2 separate regions of the Homo sapiens genome follow, and region 1 is linked to region 2. Evidence: chromatin loops called from intact Hi-C (ENCODE). Cell type or tissue: HCT116. All regions are shown on one strand. Links, peaks and the distances in the headings refer to the core of each region. The heading gives the core; the rest is flanking DNA.

Region 1 (9,802 bases), core at 968-8,967, 130 kb before region 2:
GACGACATTCCAGCCCTGATTCCACTGCTCATCACCAATGTCACCCTGGGCAAGGTACTCCAGCCCTGCTGCTCAGTTTGCTCCACTGTAAAATATGAAGATAATATCTTCCATGTAAGATAGTTGTGGGATTAAATGAGATCATGTATGGAAATTATAAAGATGTTCTATGATTAATAAGTACAATTTGGCCAGGCAGTGATTAGGCCTGTGTATGTGTATAAGATAGCTGTTACAAAAGTAAAATATTTTCTGTCCTCCAGAAGCTTAAGTGTAACTGAACACGCATTTGGGGATAAAACGGTGGCAGTAGAAGAAATGGCATTAATACAACTAAGGGACATTCCTTTCTAATTGTTATCAGTTACACTGCATACCCAGTGGTTGAAAATAAAAATTGGTTCACTTCCTATTGGGGATTACCTAATTAGTTCCTGATGTGTCACTTGGTAGGAAGCTATGAAATTTTTAAAAAAATGATAAAGCTTCTGGCCAGGCCTGGTGGCTCACGCCTGTAATCCCAGCACTTTGGGAGGCTGAGGCAGGCAGATCACAAGGTCAAGAAATCGAGACCATCCTGGCTAGCAAGGTGAAACCCCATCTCTACTAAAAATACAAAAAATTAGCCGGGCGTGGTGGCGGGCGCCTGTAGTCCCAGCTACTTGGGAGGCTGAGGCAGGAGAATGGCGTGAGCCCGGGAGGCGGAGCTTGCAGTGAGCCAAGATCGCGCCACTGCACTCCAACCTGGGCAACAGAGTGAGACTCCATCTCAAAAAAATAAACAAAAAAAAAAATAAAGCTTCTAAAAAATGATTTATTGTAAACTTCCAGTGGGCTTACTAATAGGAAAACTGTTTATGTAGGGTGATTGAGAATACTTACACAGCTATTTTTAAATTGTGTGATGTGATGATAATGACCATTATACAACAGGAGCTCACAATTACTGAACACTTCTGTCCCAGGTTTTGTTCTAAGTATACATGGATTCTTTCATTTCATGCCCACACCAATCCCATGAGGTAATCACTGTTCTTGTCCCTATTTTTTTCTGATGAGAAAATGAAAAACAGAGAGGTTCAGTGTTTTTCCCAAGGCTGCAGAGCTGGAAACAGGCAAAATCAGAATGTGAACTGAAGAATTCTGACTCCAGATCCCATGCTCTTAAATGCTTTTAAATGCTCTTCAGAGCAACCTTTCTATGGATGCACAGCTGGGGCTAACTGGCTCGAGGACTGAAGCAAGGCCAATGCTAGCTAGTTTGCATAGCAGATGACAATCTGTTCCTATATGCACAGTTGAAAAAGTTGAGTTTCGCCTAACTGGAGCTCAGGAAGAGGATATGTGTGACACTGATTCCTAGTGGGAGGGAGGGAGAGGAGGTGGGGAGTGGGGGAGGTGTGTTCCCATCATTGATGGTCCTAATTCTTCCTTCCCACTAAGGTTCTCCACATTTTTAAATTGCTGGAATGTATGGGTAAGAACAACACTAGTGAATTCCATCTCTCCAACAGCCTCGATGAAAGCAGTGTTTGATTGAAAAAAATATGAAATTTAATTTTAGACATGGCAAGTTCAATTACATCACTTCATATCACAGTAGAAAATATAATTTGTTCTACCATGGGAAATAGTATAATGGAATAGATCACAATAGTAGTATAATAAAATAGAATATCCAAGTGCAAAAACAATTTTCAAGTAAGTACACACACTGTTTGAAGGTACTTTATTAAGATCAAAGATTTTTCATTACATTTATTTATAAATCCTTCCTAGTCAAAATAAAATAATAAAAATCTGTATCTTTAGAAAGAACATAGTTTTGTAAGTCTGAGAAGGTTATGTTTGTCAGTTTCAAATTATTACAGTTTAGATACATTCAATCATTACACAATACCAGGAAGGTCAGCCTTAAAGATACCAAGAACTTCCATATTGGTCAGTAAAATAAGGGTAAAAAATTAAATTTTACTTTCACCTTTTTATGTTTGATTGACTACAGTCAATAATAGGAGTACAGAATTTACTTTTTGGTCTTGATTTTTAAATATATGAATTTTAAAAAGTGAACGTTCCTCTTCTCTTACATAGTGGCTCCAACTTAGGGAGCTGGCTTCTGGAGGGAGGAGTGCTATTCTCCTTGCTGGAGAAGGAGGCTGGGGGAAGAAAGTACAGAATTCAGGGCCTTTTTGCTGCCGTTGTCAATGAACTCTCGGAGTTGGCCCTGCCTTATTAAATTTTAATCAATTATCTTTCTAAGCATCAAGATGGCCATGTAAACACTGTTTTTAAGACCACGTCTACCGGCTGGGCACGGTGGATCATGCCTGTAATCCCAGCACTTTGGGAGGCCAAGGCAGGAGGATTGCTTGAGCCCAGGAGTTCAAGACCAGCCTGAGCAACATGGCAAGACCCTGTCTCAAAAAAAAAAAAAAAAGTATACTACCTGATTTCTAAAATTACCAAAGTGCCCCCTTTTCCCCCCATTATTTAAAAAATATTGTTCTAGCTCTGCGCTTAAGGTCTGGACCTTTCTTTTTTAAAATGTTATATTTTTATAACATCTTATTATTACCACCACCAAAAAAGGACTCAGTTTCTCCCACTTTACACTATATCTCTGTCCCCAAAGTAAATAACTGAAGCAATTATCTGCAATTTTTTTAAAATGTGGGTATTTCAGGGTAAAGAATTTGGACTGCCTAAATTACTCAGGTGATTGCCTGAATTATTACATATGTCCCATCATTCTTTGTACAAGAAGTCTTGATTTATAGAAAATTTCAGACAATGTTCAAAGAAGGAAATATGCTACCCAAACAATCTACTTAAGACTTCAGGTTGGCAACCCTCCCTCTTTCATTTTTTAAAAACAAAATTTTTTGCTATTTAATTAATACACTTAGAACTCACTGTCTGGATCACGTTGTTATATAATACTTAGTCTGATTATCTATTTTGGTGTGACTATGTGTCAAGGCCATTGGAGTGGTTTTTGTCTCTGCTTCTAATATGAACTTGACAAGTATGAAGGAAAACCAGTGAATAATGCTATCAAATGTGCAGTGCACAGATCGCACACTTGGATCTATCTTTGTAAAGCTCAAATATTTACATGGAATGTTGACCATGATTTATAAAACTACTCTTTTAAATTAGGACATCTTGACATACAATCAGTTTATTTTATGAATAGCCCCGTTTGATATTTAAAAAAATATGCCTTTAAAATATTTCATAAATATATAGAATTTTACTACATTCTATTTTTTTTCACATGACATTTAAACTCTCTTTACAAATCAACAAAAAAATAACATTTTTTTTTCCACTTTGAAAGTCACAGATGCAATGATTTTCGACGGGCAGGGCTTCACTGCATGCAAGAACGGCAGGATATGCTCTCTTATAGAACGGATAGACATTTCTAGCATTTTGAATTATATAATTCACTTGCTGAAAATCAGTAGTATCAAAGAAAAGTGAGAGAACCCATCTAAATATTTACAATATAAGAGTCTTTCCTAAACTTCTTTAACAATGGCAAGGTTAGGATGGTGTCTGGACAGTGTTAACAAGCATTTTGATGACAAAGAAATAACATCACATGAAAAGTTTTCTAAAATAAATCTTAGAGCAATTTAAAGAGGGGTGATCTATTGCACATAGATGAAAAATAATCTTTAATTGTATCAGTAATATGTAAAACAGGTTTTACATGTTTTAGAATAGAAATCCTTCTTCTAATTTATTGGAAAAATCCAAAACCAGCTAAAATAACATTTTGGGTGACTTCATAAATTGTCTTCTGAGGAATTACAAATAAAAATATCCTTTGTAATCATTTCTTGCCACAAGGCTACCATTCTTACTTATATTAATCCCAAAGGAAAGGCTTTTCGTTACATATATAATAACTGTTAAAAGTCTACTTTCCCTTATTAAATGTTGTTGAGTCACTGACAGGTACTCAAAAGGACTTCTCAAGCTATATTATGAAGGCCATTCACTCAAGGTAAAATTTCAGTTACTCCTTTAAGAATTATTTTAAAATGCACACACTGTGAACGTATTGCGAATATGTAAGAAAGTCTACACTTTTTGAATAGTAAGAGGACACCTTACTGCCTGCCCGGCTAAATCTGTGATGATCCACCCAGAAACAGCAGAGCTCACCTGTCTGTCTGGAGCTGCTCATGGCTGCTGAATTGATACCTTCAACAGCTAACATTCAAACTCGACAGCAGCAGCCACACCTGAGACCAGCAGAAGCGCTGAACTCCCATACATACTAAGCCTCTAGCTAAGTCTCTCTGAAAATTTCAGCCTCATCTTGGAGATAGAGCGGTATTGAAGACAACGAGAAGGTTTGAGGTTTTGCTTAGAATACAGTACTGTGCATATTTTGATTTCGGATCTTATACTAACACATGGCGTTTGAAATAAGGCTGTAAAAAGATACAAACAAAACCAGCATTCAACTTGAACCAAGATTGTACATCTATGACAGTGATATAGATTTAAAAACCCTACTACCAAAACTGTAATTGATTTCATCATGCACTCTATAGAAAAAGACAATTATGGAAATTTCTCTTAGTTATGAATGTAACCAGCTCACTGGCACCCAATGGGTCTCTGTCTCTAATTTGTCAAAAGTTGTTTTGAGCTCATTGAATGCCACAGTGAGGTCATCATTTATTATAATTTTGTCAAAAAGATGACCATATTGACTTTCCATTATCTGTGCAGATTTAATCATTTCTTGAAAATCTTCTTCCTACAAAAGGAAGTATTAAAAAAATAATTGGTTAACCAGGCCATTACCTCACTTCATATCAATGCAAACATTCTACAATTGGTTTACCTAATGCTGTTCTGTGTTCAGTCTTTCCCCTCAGCCAGAAATAAAAGTCATCCTCTTTAACCACAAGTGCTTCAGAAGCCATAATTTCTAATACTATTTCTATGATTTGCTTGTAACAAAAAACTACTCTGGCAAGAGTCAAAACTCCTGCCTTAACTGAATTGCAGGATAATGAGTCACTAGTCATCATTATGGGGAAATGTCAGTATTAAAATAGCTATTGGAGAAAAGAATTGTTTACTCTGATGTTTTGGCTGCATTATTTATGCTTATTCATAGGAAGGAATTTATAATATAAACTCCTTTTTCAGAGTTGGACAAATTTGTAAAAGGATGATTACCATGTTTTTTGTTTTTTGTTTTGAGATAGAGTCTCACTCTGTCACCCAGGTTGGGGTGCAGTGGTGCAATCCTGGCTCACCGCAACCTCTGCCTCCGGGGTCCTAGCAATTCTCCTGCCTCAGCCTCCCGAGTAGCTGGAATTACAGGAGCGTGCCGCCACACCTGGCTAATTTTTGTATTTTTAGTACAGATGGATTTTCTCCATGTTCACCAGGCTGGTCTGGAACTCCTGACCTCAAGTGATCCCCACCTGCCTCGGCCTCCCAAAGTGCTGGGATTACAGGCATGAGCCACCACGCCCGGCTGATTACCACGTTCCTTCGATGTCTCATTAAAAGTGTTTCAGGAGCCTTCGTGTCTCACATTTTTAAAGCCAGGAAGTATTTTAGTTGGCTATATAACATAAATGTAAGAGAGCCAAATCCTAAGAATATGTGATCCTTTCTTATCTTCGTTGAGAAACCTTTAAAATGTCTAAATAGTACAATAAATCTTTATGTTGCAACATGCTGAAATAATTTGAGTCTGCATTTCATTGTCACATAAGATTTCACAATAACAGAAAATTTAATTTTAGTGTTGATCAAGAGCCTGAGTAACTAACATTGTATGACAGTACCTACTCAGAACGGATATGTACTGTTGGCATGTAAAAAAAGGTATTTATCAAATATACTGGGAATCAGAAATGTGATCTGTATTTTGTAACCACAATGAACAGTTCATAAATTAATATAAACTAAAGTTAATGATGAGCTAATTAAGAGGGGCAAGAAAAAAATAAGCTCTTCACATTTAATTTCTTTGCTTTTGATTTTTGGTCCAAAGGTAGAATATATTAAGATTAAGAAGAAAAACAATAAAAGGTCTTGCCAGAACCCATAATAGTCATGAATATACCACAATCATCATTTCCAATAACACTCATAGAAAATACAAATATTATTGCTGAATAATATTGGTCTACTTATCCTATACCCAAAATAGTGATTTTCTTTTGCTGTGCTAAATATAATTGTTGACACAAGGAGACAAGCAAGGCACATTATTAAATTTTTCATTTGGACTCTTAATGAGTAACAGTTACTGATGGTATTTTTAGCTTTAAAAATAAGGCTGCTCTGAAAATTAATTGGTCTAGATTTTATACAAATGTTCAGCCTACAATAGTATGAAATGTTCACATAATAGTATACAAAATAGTTTTGAGTCAATTGAATATGAAGATCCATTCACCAAAGCACAAGAAGTGTAACTGTTCAAAAGGTATGTACCTAAATACAATTCTTTCACTGATTTTTGTATCTATTATACTCTTCCCAAGTACATGCAGCTGTATATATGTTTTCATATATACAACTGTATCTTACATCTTATCTACTGCTTATATCTTATCTCCAAGCTTTTTGTGGTTGTTGTTGAGACAGGGTCTCACTCTGTCGCCCAGGCTGGAGTGTAGTGGTGTGATCTCAGCTCACTGCACTCTCAGTCTCCTGGGGTCTTGTGATCTTCCCACCTCTGCCTACCAGGCTGGAGTGTAGTAGTGTGATCTCAGCTCACTACACTCTCAGTCTCCTGGGGTCTTATGATCTTCCCACCTCCGCCTCCCAAGTAGCTGGGACTACAGGTGTCCAACCATCATGCCTGGCTAATTTCCATATTTTTTGTAGAGATGGGGTTTCACCACCTTGGCCAGGCTGGTCTTGAACTCCTGGACTCAAATGATCCTCCTGCTTCGGCCTCCCAAAGTGCTGGGATTACAGGTGTGGGCCACCACACCTGGCCCCCAAGCATCATTATACTTACTGTGAAGGGTTTTGCAGCACCTTGGTCATCTCTGCTTGAAATAATCTTTGCATTTTTTCTTGTTTCTCTCAAACGCTCTATTGATGGAGGCTTTATAAATATCACATAGGGCTTAAATTCTAGTGTCCTTAAATGCTTCACTGTCTACAAGGAAGAAAAGAAAGTTTTCTCACATTTCTCCATAGCATCATGAATTACTGAATTTTCTTTCTAGGAGAAAATTCCTCAAAATTATTCTTTAAGGTCAGTAGTCATTTCAATATATTATTATTCAATTAACTGTTGACAATTAAATGTAACAAACACTTCTGAAAAGAAGCTGGGGAATGTAACTTGGCATTTTAAAATGTTCTGAAATACATCATAATTAACATTGAACAGAAGTGACTAAAAATATCACAAAACTGGTTTTTAGATCAAATATTCCAAAGGTGTGATGAGTTAAATAACTTTCTGTCCACAAATGTCTTCCAACCATCCCTTTTAAGCCCCTTTCTGATTTCAGGCAGGAGTTCTCCTCTTTCACCCTATCCTTCAGAGTACCCTACAAGGGCAGCCTCCTGCTCTCCATGATGCCTGTCTAGATTCCTTCATCAAATCTTTGATGTTCTATACTCTATACTTCTGGGGACCTATCTACAGAGGGTGAGAGCTGAAAGTTATTATTCATGAGCTGATACTACACTGTGGGAGTCTGACAGCAACTGGACCTGGGACACCAGCAGAGAGGCTCTGCATAAGCAGGACTGTCCCATTCACTGTTGGTGCCTGATATGGTTTGGATCTGTGTCCACACCCAAATCTCATGTTGTAATGTAATCCCCACTGCTGTAGGTGCAGCCTGTGGGAGGTGACTGGATCATAGGGGCATTTTCCCGGGGTTTAACACCATCCCCCTTGGTGCTGTCATCACAATAGTCAGTTCTCGTGAGACCCTGTTGTTTAAAAGTGTGTGGCACCTCGCTCCTCTCTCTCTCTTCCTCCTGCTCTGGCCATGTGAAGTGCTCAACCCTCCTCCTTTGCTTTCCGCCATGATTGCAAGTTTCCTGAGGCCTCCCCAGAGCTGAGCAGATGCCAGCATCACGCTTCCTGTACAGTCTGCAGAGCAGTGAGCCAATTAAACCTCTTTTTTTTTTTTTTTTTTTTTTTTTTTTTTAGTAAATTACCCAGTTTCAGGTATTTCTTCAGAGCAGTGCAACAAGGGACTAACACAGTGCCCAAGTCAGGAGGCAGCCTTCCTGATTCTTGAAACACTTTTACTCCAGATTCATCTTCCTTTAGAGGTCCAAAGGGCTTCCGCAGGTCATTCTAGCATTTGGAGGTTTTGCACCCCAGGGTACAGCCATCAGTGGAAGGAGAAACCATGGTCCCTGGGGGATGAGGAAAATGCTGTGGGCTGGGGATCTGCTGGAAGATGTATGGTTTGATAGGGAATTGAATGGCCTCATCCACTGAAGTTCTCAGTTCAGAATGTTCATAATGGAGTTTCCAGGATGACAGGTGCAGACATGGCAGTTGCAATGGGGCTTTCATTCAGTACATTTCCTGCAAAATGCCCTTCAGTTCTAGTGGGGGGTTATTTGCTAGGATATATACAGAACCAAAGTCAAAGACTTGGAACCAAAATGTCCATCGTTAAAAATTATAGACACTGTTACTAATACATAACACATAAGAATGCATTATGCATGTAACAATGTGATGTATTTTTTAAAAATACAGAATATGTAGAAACATCTAAGAGTTGCTTTACTTGACAAAAACTGAATATAAATAAGAGTTACAAACACAGGTCTTGGAGCTTCCTCCACTTCTCTTTCTAATAATATTATGGGCTTTTCTTTTTCTCCACCAAAGATGTCTCCAATTATATTTAAATGCTTTTGCCATCTCAGAAAAGCCACATATATGCCAAAAGTGAGTTGACTTCATATTATTTCATACTGAAATGCTCACATGAGGTGCTGTAGATGACATGGGTCAGAAGGGTATTGAATAGCTCATTGTTTACTTACATGAGGCTGAACATCCAACAAACAAACTTTGTTTTTAGCAAGGACAGACCGAACTGAGTCTATACTTGTGCCGTAGTAGTTGTTTTTATATTCTCCATATTCAATAAACCTGTAAAAAATTAAATGCATTGGAATCATTTGTGAATTTAAAACAATTATAGGTGGCAAGATAAAATTCATAGGTAAAAGACGTTTCTGCTGAACACGTAATTTTTTTAAACTGTGTTTAATAATATAAACAGAGCCAAGTATTTCAAAATGTCAGTTTTTAAAAAATCTTTTATTATACATTTTCAAATCAGTAACACTTGCTTAAATTACACTTAAGCAGAAAAAAAGTACTTTAGTCTAGTAGGGCTCTAATGTTTTCCATCACCCCCTTTTTCTTCAGAACTAATGCAATGCAATAAAATGGTGAATAAGCCAAACAATAGAAACTACTGGAATTTCATTGCACGCTACGGAGTAACCCAGCCCAGCTTCAGAACTAGAGGCGCTGGGTGGTGGCTAATGGAGCCAGGGCAGTCGATCATGTGCTATAAAAACACAATCACTGCGCCAAACACGAAAAAAGCATTTCGATGTTTTAATAAAATCCCACAATCCTGCATTAAAACACATATTGCTTCTGATAGCCTAAAATATTTGTGCCTCAGCAGATGGAAAACCTGGGCAGGGGGCACTGGGGTGGGCTTGGAGCTAGCTAGAGAAGACGGTACCAGCAAGTTAATTATCATCATTTCAATTTTTTGAAGAGCCAATGAGAGAA
Region 2 (9,802 bases), core at 942-8,941:
AGACAAACTGATCTTCAACTATTAATGTAAAGACCACAAGAAAAACTTGTAAGAGCTCAGGGAAAATTGCTCCCTGAGCCCTCTCCATGGGAGAGCAACTAGGGGATGAATTTCTGAAATAATCAGAGAAGCTTTTGGATAAGAAATGATAGTTACCATCAATATACTGTATTTAACTAAAGTTAAACAATGGGGCAGAGTAAAAAGTAGAATGCAGCTTTTTTAGAATCTAGCAATGCAGGTCAAATACAACTACCAAAAATTAGGAAGAGAAGGGAAATAATATATGTAAAGTAAATAAGTTCATTGATTACCTTTAATTGGGAGTTTTAAAAAAGTATATAGTAGTTTAAATTAGAAGTTGGGAAGAGCAGGGTAAAGGAATTCCTATTGGTCACTGTTAGGAACCAATACAGTATTTAACAAGAGATTCTAGAATTGAGAATCACTTGAACCCAGGGGGCAGAGGGTGCAGTGAGCTGAGATTGCATCACTGCAATTCTCAATTCTAGAAATCTACCTTAAAATATACAGGGGCAGGAAATGTGTAAAATAAGCCTGAGAGACCCTGTCAGGCCAAAAAGCAAAGAAGCAATCAAAGCCCAGTGCAGTTGGGTCAAAAACAAAACAAAACAAAACAAAACAAAACAAAACACAGGAGTCAACTTGAAGGCACTCCCAATGGCCAAAGCTGGGGTCATTTTAGCATCAAAAAGAATAATAATTGCACTGGCTGGGCATGGTGGCTCACGCCTGTATCCCCAGCACTTTGGGAGGCTGAGGTGGGTGGATCACAAGGCCAGGAGTTTGAGACCAGCCTGACCAACATGGTGAAACCCATCTCTATTAAAAATAAAAATAAAAAATTAGCCAGGTGTCATGGCACATGCCTGTAATCCCAGCTACTAGGGAGGCTGAGGCAGGAGAATTGCTGGAACTCAGGAGGCAAAGGTTGCAGTGAGCTGAGATTGTGCAACTGCACTCCAGCCTGAGCAACAGAGCAAGACTCTGTCTAAAAAAAAAGAAACCATCATTCTGAGCAAACTTTCGCAAGGATAGAAAACCAAACACCACATGTTCTCACTCATAGGTGGGAATTGAACAATGAGAACACTTGGACACAGGACGGGGAACATCACACAGCGGAGCCTGTCGTGGGGTGGGGGGGTGGGGGAGGGATAGCATTAGGAGATATATCTAATGTAAATGATGAGTTAATGGGTGCAGCACACCAACATGGCACATGTATACATACGTAACAAACCTGCACATTGTGCACATGTACCCTAGAACTTAAAGTATAATTTAAAAAAAAAAAAGAAAGAAAAGAAAAAAACAAGAATAATTGCAGTGGACTAAAACTCATCAAATATACAAAAATCTTTGTATTCATACCGATAGTAAAAAGAGTTCTGGCCGGGCGCAGTGGCTCACGCCTGTAATCCCAGCACTTTGGGAGGCCAAGCAGGCAGATCATGAGGTCATGAGTTCGAGACCAGCCTGGCCAACATAGTGAAACCCCAACTCTACTAAAAATGCAAAAAAAAAAAAAAAAAAAAAAAATTAGCCAGGCATGGTGGCGCGGCTGAGGCAGGAGAATCACTTGAAACAAGGAGGCAGAGGTTGTGGTGAGCCAAGATCACGCCACTGCACTCCAGCCTGGGCAACGCAGTGAGACTCCATTTCAAAAAAAAAAAAAAGAGTTCTTACTGATTCACTTTTGGAGGGTGCAAGGGCACCAAAACAACATTGTGAAAATTCGTAGATTAATTGTTCCTATATAAGCTGTATTTCAAAATAACCTAAGAATTGATAAGGAAAAATTGTTCTGTACAATGATAAGAAAATGATTAAATAAACCATAGCATAAGCGGTTGATGGATTACAATAATGCCACTAAAAATTATGATTACAAAGTTTAGTGATTAAAGATACGGATCTCTTCTCTATCCTAAGTTGCACTAAGATGATTTTTCAAATTAAAAATAACAGAAATGAGACAGAAGACTAGAGAGTTCAAAAATTTTTAGAAAAAGGAAGCCACCGCATAGAACCAGACAAAGTGGGGAATTGTTTAAAAGAGACAATTTGACCCAGGGAACACTGTCATGCTGGCGGATCAGGGATGCCAGGCATGCAGGTGCTGAAACCCTAAATACTGTGAGGGGCTCCTTTCCCTTGGCTGATCCAGAATGTCAAGCAGCCAGCCACCTAAGGCCCAGGCAGCAGATTCCAGGTCTCTCTGATGAAAAAACTGAAGAGCCATGGAGAAAAATGGCTCTTTATTCTGGGATTTGCAATCTCTCCTCCTGTAACCAACAGTAGCTGATTTTTCATCCTTTCCCTCTGAAGCAGAGTTTTTAAGTTCTGGCACTACTGACATTTTAGGCTGAATAGTTCTTTGTTGTGAGGGGCTTTCCTGTCTATCGCAGGATGTTCAGCAGCATCCCTGAGCTGTTCTCCTAGATGCCAGCAGTACCCCCTCCTCAAGTCATCACCATCAAAGATGCCTCCAGATGTTGCCAAATGACCAGGAAAGGCGAGAAGGAATCCAACTCAGTCGAAAACCACTGTTCTACAGAGATTCCACCTGTCACCAGGCCCTGCTCCAACACATAGATCTTCCAATCAGCTCTTTTAACAACTCACTATTAAACACAGGCAGACAACCAAGAATAAGCAGACATTTGAGGAAAGCCCCCACAGGATAAACACCAAGCAGGCAAAACAGGAAAAAAAAAGTCCCAGAGTAAAGAAAAATTGTGAACAAAATGAGGAGAATTGAAAATGAAACCGAAACCATTCTACTGAATACTCATCAACAAGCAGAGTAGCATGATAGTAAAAATGTAGAACTTGAGTCAGACCACCTGGGTTCAAGACCAGCTCTACCACCTAACTGGCTGTGTAATCAAAGTGGTACCTCATTCTTCTAATCTTTACAATGGGGTAAAGATTAATATCTATCTAAAGGGTTGCTGGAAGAGAGAAACAAGGTACTTAGAACTTTGAAAAGTTCATGGAACACAGAATCAACAAAAAGGGGGCTTTTGTTTTGTTTAATTATCCTCAGAAAGATTCTATAGTGTATCCATGGAATGAGACTAAGATGTTACAAAAAAGAAACAGAGACATTCTTCTCAAATGTACTGGAATTAAAATAGCAGCAGCGAATTTTTAAGATTTTAAAGAGAAATGTAGTAAAAGTTGAAGAAATCTCTTTAAAAGCAAAGGTAAAATCCAGAAAGGCCAATATTCACCTAAAAGAACTTCTAGAAAGATGGAAGAGGAGAAGAGCTGAGGGAAGGAAATTATCAAGAAATTAAAGCTGAAGAACAGATGTCTCCAGGACTGAAAAGGTCCATTGGATCCAACCATTACAACGACTGGGGTGCAGATAAAGAACTCCTTGCAACCCCACACTAACCTCATCACTGTGAAATTTCTCCTCCAACACACTCACACTGGTTAATTCTTCAGCAACTTTCAGATCTTATTTAACTAGATCAGTGATCAGTTCTTCAATAAAACTTCCCAGAATCTTGGAAAATACCCCCTTCTCTGCCCCTTATACACTCAAAGCACCAAAAACCTGTCCCTATCTCAGTAATAATTACACACTTACTCAAGTGATTACTTGAGTGTTGATTCCAAGAGTCATATGGTTTAAGACCACCGTGTCTGTTTTTCACCATTGCATCCCCATCATCTAACACAATCTATAATAACTATTTAAATACATTTTATATAAATGAGCCATATAATAAAATTACTGATTTCTTGGAAATATCATACATTAATAATAATAAATACCTCTACTACAGAGTTTCACAACTCATTACATGAAATAAAAAAATTTCACAAGTTTTTCGTACTGCTTTGGCCTGAATTTGCTTCTTTTATCTTTAACCCATCAGTGACAGAACTAAATTCTTTAAGCTAGGTCTCAGATGTCCCGAAGGAATGAGCACCACCTAGTGGAGGCACATAATATTAAAAAGTGGCTTGAAACACTACCTAAATTTACTAGGCACACAATAGTGGCTAGCCAAATATTTATTCAAATTAAAAGACAAAGATACATGCCAACTTTGTCAAGTAATGAAAATCAAATTTTTACCATCTGTATAATTTATAACATTCCAATTTAAACAAATGAAATTCACAAATAAAATGTATTTTTAAAGTTGGCAGTTAACATCCTTTCATTTAGCTTTTAACTGAACACAGAAATGAAAACAATGAGGAAGAAAGCAATTCTAGATGCTATGCTTCCAAAGTGAGAAAGAAAATAAAGGTACAATTAAAACACTAATTGCATATGAAAATACACCATTTGATACACTCAAGCCTTTCAAAAAAAATAGGAAAGTTTTTTATCAGAAGGGAGGGGGTGTATTATACTTTGATATTGATAGCCCTCGCTTGCTAAGCAAAAATAATTGTGAAATGTAGTAATGAAACAGGGGACTCTAAGAACAATGTAGATACATTTGTCTTCTAGTTTTATTAGTGATGAAAGGAAACACAAATCAAAAGTATCCAGGATAGCACACTCCTGGGTTAATATATTAATATTAAACTGGAATAATCAAGTAAAACAGGGACATCTTACAAGACATATCACCCTTTCTCAAGCCTTGCCACAGTGGTTGCAGAGGGGAGATGCATGTCTATCAAAGAAGAAAATGTAAAAATTACCAAGTTTTGACAAGAAAATGAATATGAACTTTCTACAGCGCAACTGTTAGATCAATAGCAACTACCTAAAAGTAATTAGCCTCATGCAATGTTAATAACTATTTATTTTAATTTCTACATCACTAAGCCATATTTGAAAAATATATTTGAAATGTAATATAGTGAAAATACTTGTTAAAATTAAGTTATAAATAATATTGTGGTAATAAGCAATGCCTAAACCTTAGCAGCATATAACAACGAAAGTTTATATTCCCCCAGACACTCTCTGTCTACTGCATTTCCTCTGTGAACTCTGCTCCACAAGCCCACGTGCTCAGACCCAGGTGGGGAGAACTCCCACCACCTGGAACATCAGCAGTCAGCAATGGGGGCTGGAGGGTAGGAAGAAGAGACAGAGTGCACTGACTGCTAAAGGCTTCTGCCCAGCGGTGACACACTTCACTCCCACTCACATTCTATTGACTAAACAAGTCATGTGGCCATAACTAACATCAAGAGGTGGAGAAGTGCAATCTTACATGTACCTGTAAACAGCACTACTGCAGGATATACGGATGGATGGATGGATGAATGGATGGACCCATGGGTGGGTAGATAAATATAAAATAATTTTTTGATTCAGAATGGATCACCTGCAACTAATTTTACATATACAGAAGCTTATTAATTTTACTTTTAGGTTCTTTATAATAAATTAGATTTACATTAATGTCTTATAGAATTATAATAAAGTATTTTAAATAACATTTTGAAACATTTAAAAATACTCAATTTTAAAATGTTAAAGATTTAAAGTATTTTACGTGAAAATGGAAAGAATGATAAAACCAATCTAATTCAGTAATTTCCTTTGATAGTCTATTATTGTTAAACCGTGATCATCATAGAACATTCCTAATTCCTATTTTATTGACATGCAGAAATATCAACAATAAACTTCATTTTAAACCAGGTGGATAAAAATATCTTTCTTTATTAACTATCATCTGTCTGTAATAAAGATGATGCAACTTATGCCACAACTTGAGCTGACTGAAAAATCAAACTACATTCATCAATTATTTGTGAATAACCATAATACTTCAATAAATGAATCCAATGAGATGTGAGCATCTATTATCGTGCCCCACGATGGGCACTCAAGTATTTGTGAAATGAATGGAAAACAAACTGGGCAAGACAGAGCCTGGAAGGGCAAGTTATTCAGTTTCCTTTAATCAGGCAATCTCCCTTGAACACCTACTACGCTTTGAGGTAACGCAGAATAAACAAACAAAAAAAACACTATACACAGATTCTGCCTGAAAAGAACTTTACTCAATGAACAACTATACCCATAATTAGACTAGGTGCTAAAAATACATTCTATAGATGCTTACAACCAAATGAGAATATTAGATCAGTTCAAACAGTCCCAGAGGACCCCGCTAGAGCCAGCACATAAAAATAAACCAGACCTCAGACTTGGCCAGGAGCTACATAAACCTCCGACTCATACATGCTTTCAGTAAGACCCAGTGAGCTAATAAGGATTTTGTGTTAAATGGTGAGTCTGTGAAGATGCCTTTGCTTCTGCATTTAAGACAGAGAGAAGACTTTCTGCATGGATGTATGTTTTAACACTTATGATAAATTATCGGAAAGAGTGGAGTGAGCCCAGACCAGGAGATAATTTACAATACATATAAACAAAGATCCAGCATCAGAATGTACAAAATAATTCCTACGAATCAACTAGAAAAAGACAAATAACCAAAGCAAAAAAAATAGCAAAGGATATAAAAAGGAAACTGGAATGACTCAAACATATGTTCAACCCCTAATATTCAAATAAATATAAACTAAAACAAGGAGATATTATGGTATTTCAAATTGATCCTGTTGGTAAGTATTTTAATTAATGGTCTGGATTGGAAGTTGGCAAAAATTAAAGTCTAACAATTCAAAATGCTGAAATAAATGTGAAGTAATTGGAACTCCTGGATTATAATATGATACAATCCGTTAGAAAAGTAATTTGGCAATATCTACTAAAGTGTAAGATGTATATATTTATGGTCCAGCAACTCCATTCTTAGGTACGTTACTTACAGAAGGGACTGCATGTGTGTACAAGGGGAATCCACACAAAAGTTATCTCCTATACTGTTCCCAATAGTGACATGGAGATAAAGATGATTTCCAGACATATGACTCTTGTACTCACAAGCCAACTTTCAATACAAATATTCATCAACATGAGAATAGATGATTTGTTATCTAGTCACATAATGCCATAGATAGCAATGTAAACAAATGAATTAGACCTATTTATATCACCATAAATACAATAAATTTCATTAACAAAATGTTAAGCAAAAGAGCAAATTGAGCCGGGTGCAGTGGCTCACGCCTGTAATCCCACCACTTTGGGAGGCCAAGGCGGGTGGATCACCTGAGGTCAGGAGTTCGAGACCATCCTGACCAACATGGAGAAACCCCATCTCTACTAAAAATACAAAAATCAGCCGGGCGTGATGGCGCATGCCTATAATCCCAGCTATTCAGGAGGCTGAGGCAAGAGAATCGCTTGAACCTGGGAGGTGGAGGTTACGGTGAGCCAAGATCACGCCATTGCATTCCAGCCTGGGCAACAAGAGCGAAACGCCATCTCAAACAAACAAACAAAAAAAGAGCAAGTTGAGGAAAGAGGAATGTGTCATGTAAATATGATTCTATTTATAAGAGTTTTAAAACAGACGAAATAATATCTCACATTGTGAATACAAACTCAAGATGAAGGTTATCACTGGCAGGAAAAGGAAAAGAATGGGAACAGGAGGGATGTTCAGACTTCAACTGGATCTACAATATTTTCTCTCTTAAGCTGTGTGTTGGAACACATGGATGTTCAGTATATTGTTCTCATTTTTAATGCCCAAAATATTTCATAACATTTTAAGGGAAAGAAAAGTTAGAAAACACACTTAGCCAACTCAAGAACTTTTTAAAGATTTCTAATCACAGACTATTAATTTTCACTGTAATTTTAAAAGAGTGAGAGCAAAGAAATAAAAAAGCCAGAAGAAAAGTTTATTAAGAGGCCAGGTGTGGTGGCTCATGGCTGTAATCCCAACACTTTGGGAAGCTGAGGCAGGAGGGCTGCTGAGCCCAGGAGTTCAGGAGCAGCTTGGGCAACATAGCAAGACCTCATCTCAGCAAAAAATAAAGAATTAGCTGGGCACAGTATTGTGCACTTGTAGTCCTAGCTACTTGGAAAGCTGAGAAGGGAGGATCATTGAGCCCAAAAGGTTGAGGCTGCAGTGGCCTATAATCAATCGCTCCACAGCACTCCAGGCTGGATAACAGAGCAAGAATCTATCTCAAAAAAAAACAAGTTTGTTAAGACAAGAAACTATCATCCTGAAAAAGCAGCAATGTAGCCAAAGGGATACTGAAAATGGTGCAAATCCTGGCGTATAGCATGGAACACAGCTAACAGAAAGAAAGAAATTGAGGATGAGGATGATGATAATGATGGTGACTTAATATGTTCCAGACAATATTTAAAGCACATTTCATCTATCAATTCTTTTGATCCTTATAACAACCACACAAAGTAGGTACTATTATTATCGTCATTTTACACTAATATATAAGGAAAGTGAGGCACTGTGAAGTAAAATAAGAAGATATTTATATATAAAGACAATATATTAAGATATATATCTTACATATAAAGATATATTATCTTAGTATATATTAAGATCTATGTCTTTATATATCAAAATATATATATCTTTATATGTTAAATATACCTTTATCTTAACATATTATTATAAAATACATATTAGATATATTCCATCATGTTAAGATATATATCTTACATATAAAAATATATTTATACATTAAAATATATATCTTTACATATTAAATGTATCTTTATCTTAATATATTATTATGATATATATCACAAGATATTATTAATATATTACAATATTAATATATTAAGATACTATCTTGATCAGGCATGGTGGCTCATGCCTGTAATTCCAGCACTTTGAGAGGCCGAGGTGGGCAGATCACTTGAGGTCAGGAGTTTGAGACCAGGCTGGCCAACATGGTGAAACTCTGTCTCTACTAAAAATACAGAAATTATCTGGGCGTTGTAGGGGCATCTGTAATCCCAGCTACTCGGTAGGCTGACACGTAAGAATCACTTGAACCTGGGAGGCAGAGGTTGCAGTAAGCAGAGATCATGCCACTGCACTCCAGCCTGGGTGATAGAGTGAGACTCTGTCTCCAAAATGAAAAGATATTATCCTAATATATAGTAATATAATTAATATATATCATTAATATATTATTTATATATAGATATTATCTTAATATATATTAATATTACATATTAATATATTAAGGTAAACATATCTATTTATTTTAACTTAATATATTATGATTTTTATGATTTTTTATAATGTAATATAAAATAAGTTCTTTCAAATTATTATAAGTTATTATATTGTTATATATCATAATGTAATAATATAATATATTTATCTTAATATATTATTTATTAATTGATATATTAATATGTAATTATTATATCATATATAGTATTTATAATCATAAATATATCATTGGCCAGGTACAGTGGTTTATGCCTGTAATCCCAGCACTTTGGGAGGCTGAGGCAGGTGGATCACTTAAGGTCAGGAGTTCGAGACCAGCCTATATTATATATTTTTTAATAATGTAATTATTATGATGAAAATAAGTTATAAATTATTATGTTGTTATATGATATAATATAGTATAATATGATATATTAAGATAAATATAATTGTATATTGTTACATTATTATGATAATAATATAAGTTATTATCTTATTCTTGGCACAGCCAGAACCTGAGTCCAAGCAATGTGGCTCACAATGCCAGCTCTGAATTCTGACTACAGTTGCCTCTTTGCAAAAGGGTGGGACATGAGTTTCTGGAAGCACAGAAAAGTACTCAATATACCTGACTGTCCATAACTGAGACAACACAAAAGGGTGAATAGACAGACTCAATGAGAAGCAAATGATCACTAGACTCAAAAGAAAACAGGATGCAGACA

Evidence for each region. Peaks named below come from ENCODE experiments on the same cell type or tissue, not always from the same donor. Only the 100,000 strongest peaks of a DNase experiment are listed, where the experiment ranks them.
Region 1: it touches region 2 in a loop (2.2-fold over the local background); 5 of 110 quality-filtered maps call a loop at or near these places.

Annotation. Positions count from the first base shown.
Region 1 is chr10:28,049,462-28,059,263 of GRCh38, forward strand. It overlaps MPP7 (MAGUK p55 scaffold protein 7), which reads right to left. Exons shown (of 17, transcript NM_001318170.2): 15 at 9,034-9,142; 16 at 7,019-7,162; 17 at 1,532-4,783. The coding sequence ends at 4,604. Among named protein-coding and RNA genes, the nearest start is that of SNORD130, 19 kb to the right of the region's middle. In HCT116, for the core only: no CTCF peak of the experiment used is centred there; DNase peaks (open chromatin) are centred at 5,000 and 5,538; H3K27ac peaks cover 6,386 bases.
Region 2 is chr10:28,175,722-28,185,523 of GRCh38, forward strand. The region is part of intron 3 of MPP7 (MAGUK p55 scaffold protein 7); the gene reads right to left. Among named protein-coding and RNA genes, the nearest start is that of SNORD130, 110 kb to the left of the region's middle. In HCT116, for the core only: a CTCF peak has its summit at 3,974 (motif pointing left); DNase peaks (open chromatin) are centred at 3,950 and 5,160; H3K4me3 peaks cover 2,443 bases; H3K27ac peaks cover 7,467 bases.